Regions from separate parts of the Mus musculus genome. Here region 2 is linked to region 1. Evidence: chromatin contacts called from ENCODE Hi-C or POLR2A ChIA-PET data. All regions are on one chromosome and are shown on one strand. Each heading gives the region's core, a stretch centred on a gene start or an enhancer-like site at or near the end of the contact. The rest is flanking DNA. Distances are from core to core; before and after follow the strand shown. Region 1 holds the start of Zfp827 (zinc finger protein 827). Region 2 has its middle 66 kb from the start of Gm39203.

Region 1 (4,747 bases), core at 1,358-3,857:
GAAACTGATAAATCCCTTCTCTTCTCCCACCCTCCCTCTAACCCCGCCAACATTTTTTTTTAAGCAGGGGGAGAAGAGAAGAAAGGGAAATGACCAAGTAACCTCACCGCCCTGGTTTTCGCATACAAGCTCATCAGCTCCCAAAGTTGCCATCTAAGGGCAAGTTCGCAGAGAACACTGAAGCCCATTTTGTGCGAGCAGGGCAAGCCTCCCGCGGTGGCGCCCGCCCGGGACAGCAGCCCCCCCCCCCCCCCCCGCCTCGCTGCCCACGCGCGTCCGAGCAAGAGGGAAGCCCGGCCCGGCCATGTGCACGCACACTTCCACCAACTGCTGCGAGTTTTCTGTGAATCGCAGCGCGGAGCCTCCCGCCTCGCCCGCCCCGACTGCGCCTCCTTCTCCTCCTCGCACAAAATTTTCCTACACTCGCAGCCGCCTGCGAGTGATTTTATGTGCATATATATTACATATGTGATATTATCCTCAGAACCTCTAGCGGGCAGGCGAAGAAAGGACTGCACGGGGGCATTTTTTTTTTTCCTCCCTAAAGGAAGGGGAAAAAAAGCATAACCCTAGCCCTGTGCGTCGACTCCTTGCATACCGGGAAGGGGGAAGAAAAGAGGAATGTTTGCGGAGCAGACTGCCCGCGCGTGCCCTTGCTCGCCACTCCGGGTGCCACCGCGCCCGCCCGGGCCACAGCAGCCCTGCGGACCCCTCGCGTGGGCACCGCCGCGGAGATTTCGCGAAGGAGAGATCGATCGCGCTCGCCCGTCTGCGGCGGAAACACACACGCTCACACATAACCCGAGACACCATAACCTTAACCCTTCCCCCACCCTCCGTGAACTTCAGGTGACCGACCACGTCGGCCTGACACCCGCGCGGGCAGGCGCTCCGGCTCCGCTCCCGCCCCCAGCCCGGGTTTTGCAGGATCGGGCTCCGAGCAGCGCCAAGCCGCCCCGGAGAGGGGAGCTGAGCAGGGGGGGGGCGGGAGGGGGGAAGAGGAGAAACTGACCCTCCGTCTCCCCCGACCCCTCCCTCCGGCGCCTCCCGCGTCCCCTCCTCCCGCCACCCCGCCCCACGCCTTCTCCCCTGCCCCCTCTCCCCTGCATTCAAGGAGCCCGGCGGCCCCGGGGGGGATATTTTTAGTTGCTTCTTTCTCCTTCACTTTTAGCTTCAGCAGCATCTCGGAACACTCCGAGCGGAGAGCTTGTGGGGGGACGAGGGGGGAGCCCGAGAGGGAGTGGGGGAAAAGTTAAGAGTCTCGCAAAGAAAAGCGGGAGGGCGGCGCGGAGGGACCCGAGGCGCGGGTGGAGGAGGGGACGGGGACCCGGCCGCGCAGCCCGGCGCGAGTCTCCAGTTGGCGTGTGTGGCTAGGGCCAGGAGGGCTGGGATGCACTTTAGTCACGGACTCTGCTCGGGCTGGCGGGGCAGGGGGGTCTGCGAGCCCGCGTCGCCCCGGCTCTGTCTGCTCCGCCTGACCCCGCATTTTATTGCGGCCGGGAGCCCTGCTCCGCCCTCCCCTCGGCTCTGCAGGGACCTCGCGCGCCGCGCGCCGCCCTGGCTGCCTCGCCTCAGCCTCGGCGCGGCTCCCGCACCCCACATCCGCTCGGCTGCCCGGCCTCGCCCCCCGATCGGCCACCCGCGCCCCCCGGCGCCCCCACACCCTCCTCGACCGCCCCTGCCTTCCCCTCCGCCACCGCCTCCACCTCCGCCTCCAGCTCCAGCTGCCCGCGGCTCCGGGGCCGACCCACCCCGGCGCAACCTTTAGCCGGAGACCGACCTCTCCGGTCCCCAGCCCGGCGGGCGGCCGCGCGCCCTCGCCCCGACACCCCCAATCGCCATGTCACGGCCTCGGCCCTGCGCGCGCCCCAACCCCGCACCCTTGTGCACCGGGATCCACACGGAATTTCTTTTTTTTTTCCAAGATTGCAACCTCTCCCACCTCCCCCCACCCGCGACAAAAACCCGGCATCCACACTACTCCCCTCCTCCCTCCTCTCGCCCCCTCCCCCGCAAACCGGAGTGAGGAGGGGGAGGGAAAGGGGGGAAAAGCCCGATCCCAAGGAAAAAAAAGAGGGGGTCGAGAGAAAGAAAGAAAAAGAGAGAGAGAATAGAAAGGGCACGGGGCTGATCATCACCAACATGGCTGCCTCGGCATAGACCTAAACGAGGAGTAACCCGGGCTGTGTCTTTGTCAGTTTCACCTCTGTAACCCTAAACTAATGCAGAAAACAACGGCGGAGGCTGCGGAGGGGAAAGAGGAGAGGGAGGGCGAGAAAATGGCACGAGAGGAGGTGGAGAAGGGATGACTTACGTGAGGGAAGGCGCTTGGGCTGCTCCTGCTTCCTCCTGGGCATTTTCCCCCTTTTCTCACATTCTCCTCCTTGGTTAATGTGAGATCAAATAAACCCCCGTGGGGGCAGACAGGCAGACACTGGCAGGAGCGGGGAGGTAGTTGGGGGGCGGGCAGGGGGAAACCCCTTCTCTCCGGTGTGTGCAATGGGTTGAAGCTTGTTTCCTGGAGCCAGAAGAGGGGTTTTCTTCTTTCCTTTCTTTCTTTCTTTCTTTCTTTTTTTTTCCTTTTTTTTTTTTTTTTTTAATTTTTTGGTCGTGCACCTGGCTTGTCCCCGAGCGTAATATTCTTCAATGGAAACGGATCTAATAGGTGTGAGTGTGTGTGTGTCCTGTGCTCGCGTGTGATGGGAGGTATAAATAAATGAGCGCCGGTGCGGCGGTGTCTATGGCCGCGCGCTGTGTCTCCGAGCCCCTAACACTAATGTCGGGATCAAAGGGCAGCGGCGGCGGCAGCACAGCTCGCAGCTCGCTCTCTCGCTCTCCTCTCGCGCTCTCTCTCTGTCACACACACACACTCACACACACACACAGAGGCACAGACTGAGGGAAAGAGCGAGAGCTAGACACACGCGCGCGCGCATACACACACACACACACACACACACACACACACATACACACACTCAGCAAAGAGGAAGGTGCCCTAAGGCTCTCAGGGCGGACTCAGCCTAGCATTTACAACTGCTCTGTCTGGAAAGCATGGGGGGCGCGCGTGCGGGGGTGGGATGGACTTCTTCGAATTTATCCCGCTAGTCGCCCAATCAAGGGGGGTGGTGGAAAAGTGCCCCCCCCCGCTCTTGAAACATTATTTTACAGATTTTTTTTTAAGGAAATAGGTTGCACTAACCACTTTCTTTTGTGTATTAAACTACGTTTGGTTCTGTATAAAATTCCCCAGGCTTTTGTAACTGAAAGACTGACTCTCTCACCCCATCACCTTGAGTCTGGACGTTACAGACTCTCACATACTCCCTTAAAACAGCCTAATGGAAATAAATCTTTTTTAAAAAAAAAAAAAATGAAAAGATAGCATAGGGTGGGATCAGTGGATGGGTGGCATGGATACCCAATTTTAGAGGGTCCGGTGGAGTTAACACTTGAAAATTCAGCCAAAACTAAAATTACAGGTTCTTGATAAAGAGGGAAAATAAGATTAGGTCACCCCCCGCCCCCCAGGGTTGACTCAACTGCCACGGGTCTATTCCTACAGTGCACACAGTGATCTTGACTTCTGTGATTCACTCCCTGCCTCCCCCCCCACCTCCCCAGAACACAGGTAACTGAGCCTTACCCTGAAGCAATTCTAGTGTGTAGTTTGAGCTCATACAGCAGTCTTCATTAAGCCATATACTTTCATTACTTTAGAAATCACACATCTTGCTTCAAAGAGACACATAAAGAGGGAAAACAGAAAAGGATGCGTCGCCTCACAAAAGGTACTCAGTGAAGGGAACGGGTCTCTCTCTCTCTCTCTGACTGTAAGCCATGTGGATACAAGTTCACTGGGAGGTTGTTAATGATTTAAAACTCCAAAATCTGCTACTATAATTGAAGTAAAAAAAAAAAAAAATTTGGTCTGAAGAAGAGCTGTTTCATAAAACTCTTTGTAAGGGGAAACTTTGAACTTGGTGGAATACATTATATGTCATGAGTCAGAGCTAAAAAATAAAAAGGTGCATTATTTAAACATCTTCCCTTTTGAGGTTTAAAAAATCGACTCATCATCTTATTATGTTAAATATTTTCCTACCAATTTTTTAATAGATGTTTTCATCAGAAGGTGGAGCATAGTGAAGACACAAAAGTTTAAAATGGCATTCCATCAGGTGACATGAGTGACTAATGAGACTTAGAAGTCTCCAGTGGTGTTAAAGAGAGCCACTGGGGTTAGGTTTGGTTACATTTCCTTTAAATGACAATAGCTTTATACTGTTTTCACTAGGAAACTGTAAAGGAGACTGTGTCTCCCAAAAGATGGCTTTCATTAATAGTGAATTCTCAAGATGAACCCCTTCTTGCTGATACCTACCAACATACTTGGCACTCCAAGGTTGCAATGCTATTTGAAGCAGGTTTAAATGCCTTCTGAAACAGTGCAATATCCAAACTGGAACATCAACCTTAAACCAATTCCAAAATACAAAAAAAAAATTGTTTTTAAATGATAGTTAAAATCAGGCATGGTGACCAGTGCCTTTGATCCCAGCACTGGTGAGGCAGAGGCAGGCAGGTCCCCATTGGAGGCCAGCCTGGTCTACAAAGCAAGCTCCAAACTAGCCAGGGCTACGAGTGAGACTCCTTCTCAAAATAAGAAAAACTAGCAAACAAAAAGAGGCAGTTAAATTGTCCCTGTGTAATGATCTGAGATAGATTGTTCACTCCGATCAAGACC
Region 2 (4,747 bases), core at 373-2,872, 290 kb after region 1:
CTCATTGTCCCACATCCTCCAAGGTGAAACCCCAGCAGTGTGTGTGGCCTGTGGGGCTAGATGCTCTTGCAGCCTTGGCTCCTTCCTCAGCCAAAATAAAAGCACCGGAGATTCAAACACACAGAGCCCAGCCAGGGACACATGGGGCCTGCTCTCCCATTGTCTCTCCTGGCATGTCCCTGCATTTCCAGTTTTAAAATATCCTTATAACACAATTTCCAGCTCTAGCAGGATTTCTTTTAAAAGGCAAGACAGTCTTCAGTGTGTGTGTGTGTGTGTGTGTGTGTGTGTGTGTGTGTGTGTGTGGTTTGGTAGAAACAAGGTACAGCCCAGTGAAACCTCACCAGCCCTCTGGGCACAAAGGCAGTGTGAGAAACTTTCAGAGTGTGTGTGAAGGTCTCCCTCCCTCAATGTCTGTTTTTACTCAGAAGTTCGGAATCCCAAATCCTAATTTATAAGATGTGCTATTGCTTCTAGATTTCCACTAGAGGGCAGTCTTGGAAAATATTTATAAATATATATTTTATTGCTCTGTCTAAGAGAGAGTGCTGTTTTGGTTTGTTTTATTTTGTTTTGGAGAAGAGAGCCCGTGTAACATTTCATGGCAGGTTCTCGTCTCATTCTTCCACAAGCATTGCTAGAAAAACAGGCTGAATAAACCTCCATTGCTGCCTGGTCCTCACACACAGGTACTGCAGCAGGCTGCCCGGCTTCCAGAACTCTCTTCTCAGCACCAGCTGTCCTGAGGGGTCGGGGATGAGAAGAGTCACCCCAGCAGAGCTGTAAGGCCATGATACAGGGCCCCTCTGGTTTGAGGTCAGCCTCTACTAAGGCTCAGCTTCACCCCCTTTCTCCCAGGAAAGCAGTGGCCGGAAATACTCAGAAAAGAACCAGGAAGGATCAGAGGGGAAGCCAATGAGTCCAAACAACTAAAAATAGAGTTCCCAGGCAGGCAACCATGGATCTTTCCCTCTGTGTGTAAGTACATGTAAATAAGGCAGACCAAGTCTGAGTCTGGAAGGATCCTGGACACATTTGTGTAGCCAGGGCTTCTAAGTAGGTGGGAAACACCCTCCCACCCTACATCCCTACATACTGTGTGATCTAGGGGATCTCTCTCTCTCTCTCTCTCTCTCTCTCTCATGCTCTGTATGTCTCTGTCGCTCTCTCTCTCTGTCTCCCTCTCTGTTTCTCTCTCTAACAGAGAACGTCTTTACTGAATCCCGTGGCTAGGGGAGATAGAAGACTACTCTTATCACATGCTTCATCAGTGAACTTAATGGCAATAAGTGACAAGGTAAAACTGTTCCTCAGAGACTCGGGTCTATTTGGGGAGCATGTCTAATTCACAACCCTCAGCTCTCTGAGCTGGACATCCTGTGTGGCCCCATTTCCTTCTGGAGACAACTGGGGGAGGGGTCACAATGTTCCTCTATTTAGAGCAGCAGACGAAAGCCAGACCAGGCAACATGATCTCACAGCCACGGTGCTTGGGCTCAGGTGGTAGTCAGCCATTTCGTTCCCGTGGTGAGGGCATCTCCTGTGCCAGGCCAGCTTGGTGTGACTAGGATGCTCCTTGTTGCTCGACCTCAAAAGCAGGCTGTAGCAATGTCAAGACAGGTCCCTGAGTCCTCCAGGTCCAGGCTAGGAAGGGAAATCCCAGTATAGGTACTGCTTGCCTTTGTTGGTGTGGGTATGTCTGCTAGGGCTGGGCCAGCTGGCCGTGGACCTTTCTAGGAGCACTGAAGCCTGATAGAAGGTCAAGGCTGCCTCAAGTGCCCAGGGCTGCACCTTGTTCATGGTCCTACCCCTCCTCAGGGTCATTCTCTTGCCAACCTTTGCACCCTCTGGGGACCTCTATGTGTGAGCAGGGGGCGATTCCAGAAAACTGGCCTTAAAAGCTTGCTGTTTCCTAAAGGGAAGGTGAAGGTTAGGAGGAGAAAGGGGGGCTGCAAACAGGCTGTGTAGAGCCTATGGCCTAAAGGCACTGGGGGCAGAGACAGTGGACAATGAAATAGCAAAGACAGAGCCCTGGGCCTGTGCTCTCCTCCATGCTCAGAGGTCAGAGGTCAGAGGTCACCTCTACAATACCCTGCTCCTCACTCTGATGAGTCTGTGGGAGTTACTCTCATTCAAAAAGGATGTGACCATGATGGCTGCACCTGAGGTCAGAGCCACCTTGGTCCAGCAGGAAATCTATGTTTTAAACTTCTGGTATTCATATGTAGCAGGAGCTACAACAAGGCTTGCTTCTAGTTAGTAATGCCATGGGGGCCCAAGGGTCAGACCAGACTTGAAGATGCACGCAAGGTCTGGGCCTCCTGTTACTCTAGTGCTTCCAGAAACTGAACGGTGAGATAGGACAACCTCAGGTGCTGCAAGCAATCCTGGGAGCAACCTCTTGCCGAATTCCTGCACTCTACTCTTTTCTCCTCCCATCTGTGGGTTACAATTGTCTATTTACCCCAGATGCGGCACCAGGGGAACCATTCTGCCCAAGTCTAGCTTGGCACACTAGAAACTTGATTCTGTTATTTATAGAAGCTTGGGAGTTATTGGATTACAGCAGGCCAAAGGCTACTGCATCATAGGAGCCCACCCCATTATAGGAGCCCACTCCCACATTATAAGAGCCCACTCCATTATAGGAGCCCACCGACTCCTGCACGGGCCCATGTGTTTCAGGCTTGACACTCAGTGCCTGGTGCTATGGGGAGATAGAGCGACCCTTAGGTGACGGCGTCTGACTGAAGGAGTAATGCTCTGGATGGAGTAGCTTTGAAGGAGGTTGTGGGGATTTACCACAACCTGTTGCTCTTTGCTTTCCTAGCCACCACAAGGTAAGCCACTTCCTGTGCCACAGACTCCTGCTGTGAGGCCCCCCAGGGTTGGGGGGAGCACCCGCAGCCCCAAAAGCAGTGGGGCCAACTAGATAGTGGCCTGGAACATCTAAAATTGCCAGTTAAGATAGACCTTTCCTCTTTTCTTTTTTTTTTAACTAATTTATTTTTTTACATTTCATATTTTATTCCCCTCAGACCATTTTTCTTTAGCAGATGATTTATCTCAGATTTTTTCTCTTAAAAATATAGCAATTTTTAAAATTATTTTTTGTGAATTTCACGTCACGCACCCCACTCCCACTCATCTCCCTGTCCTTTCATACCTACCTTTCACCCTGGCAACCTTCCCCAGAAGAAAATTAAAAAGTAAAGTAAAATAAAACAAACAAACAAACAAACAAACAAAAACACCTTGCTGTGGAAGCTGCAGTGGGTCCCAGTGCATTTTCTCCAAGGTGCACCCTTCTGTCCACACACCTTCACTAGCAAATGTTCACCACAATTAGTCATTGGTCTGGTTCGAGGCCTCTGGCTCCTGCTACACTATCAGTACTGGACCTCACTGGGACTCCTCTCGGATCTCCTGTTGATGCCCTGTGTCATGGAGGTCCTGTGGCTTTGGATCTGCAGGAACAGCCCTTCATGTGCTCCAGCACTCCAGAGACGGGGCACATGTTGGGGTGCTGCCTGGGCCTGGGTGGTAGCTGAGTTGGTCAGCCCTCCAGCTCTCCTGAACCCACCCCAGCAGGGCGAGCTCTCCAACACTGCGTCAGGTAGCTCACCCAATGCTGCAGCTCTCCTGCTCTCATGCCCTCAGCCGGCTCACCTAGCCCTAGCTACCAGGGCCAGCTCCACTGTGCTGCCTGGGCAAGTGCAGGGCCCACTCTCCTGAGTGCCACAGGCAGTGAGGGGGACACCTCTCCTGTGCCCAGGACACCGCCTAGCAAATGAGTGGCAGACATCTCAGATCTTTTTAACCGTGTGGAAAGCTGACTCACATGACACTTCAGAGGAAACTGTCTCCCATGCCAGTCTGTCTGAGTGTCATTGTGAAAACTACTCTGCCTTACCGTGTGTGTCTGCCTACACTGCTCAGCAGCCCCAAGCCTTTCACAGGGATGTGTATTTGGGGACCCAGCCTAGCTCAGCCCAGTCCTGCCTTGCTAAGCTGATACTTCTCTCGGGTGTGGTGGGGTGATCGGATGGAATGCCAGTGTAGGGTCTGAGAGAACATCCCTGATTCAGCTGCTGCTGGCATGACACGCCTTCCCACACCATGCTCCCCAGCTGCCAGGTCCCTTATTGGAGCCTTTCATTCTTTGTCCTGCTCTACCTACCCCCTCTGGGATGCTACCTGTGATTGCTGAGGAGTCAAAACCCTGTGGGGGCTGACATACTGTGAAATCAGCTAGCCAGACTCTGCATCCTCACATACATGTGTGGTGCTGGTAGAACCAAGCAGGGACAAGGCCACTGGTGCCCCGAAGACCCCCTGGAAGTAGTTTTCCTTTATTATTGAAATGTGTAAATTCTTCAGGCTGCCAAGTGAGTGAATTCAATCCAGTACTCAGTATACTAATACATTCCAGATATCTTCTGTGGTGATGTTGGCTGCCTTTGTTTTGAGGCTGCAAAGTCATTGATTCTGAGAGGAACAGCCCTGATTCAGGTGAAGGCATGACACACCTTCCCATACCATGCTCCCCAGCTGTGCCCTCCCTCCTAGCCTTGAGCAGACTCAATCAGACCTGTTTCTGCCACAGTCTGCTAGTCCACGTAGGGTGGAGTCTTCCATATGCCACCTCTGTAGCTTCCTGCAAGAAGCTACCAGCTGAGCTTGTTTTCCTGACAAAGATCTTCGAGATCCTGGCATAGTGGGGGATAGATTTCCCCCACTTTAAAAA

The links. A loop is a pair of places that touch in the nucleus more often than their neighbours do. ChIA-PET counts read pairs that join two places held with the same protein, here RNA polymerase II (POLR2A).
Region 2: a map of gastrocnemius shows a loop between it and region 1 (5-fold over the local background). The contact joins the enhancer-like site here to the promoter of Zfp827 in region 1. A Hi-C loop is called at or near these places in 2 of 37 maps with a recorded cell type or tissue (gastrocnemius and heart). POLR2A ChIA-PET finds 5 or more read pairs at or near these places in 1 of 5 experiments (Patski).

The regions. Positions count from the first base shown.
Region 1 is chr8:79,026,297-79,031,043 of GRCm38, reverse strand. Zfp827 (zinc finger protein 827) reads right to left here and starts at 2,607. Exons shown (of 15, transcript NM_178267.3): 1 at 2,315-2,607. The coding sequence starts at 2,357.
Region 2 is chr8:78,737,851-78,742,597 of GRCm38, reverse strand. No RefSeq gene overlaps it. Among named protein-coding and RNA genes, the nearest start is that of Gm39203, 66 kb to the right of the region's middle. RefSeq lists an enhancer at 1-2,084. Within about 2 kb of position 1,622, at least 1 of the 3 ENCODE cell types and tissues checked has a DNase peak (open chromatin) inside an H3K27ac peak, as active enhancers do; it is heart, where a contact is called at or near this core.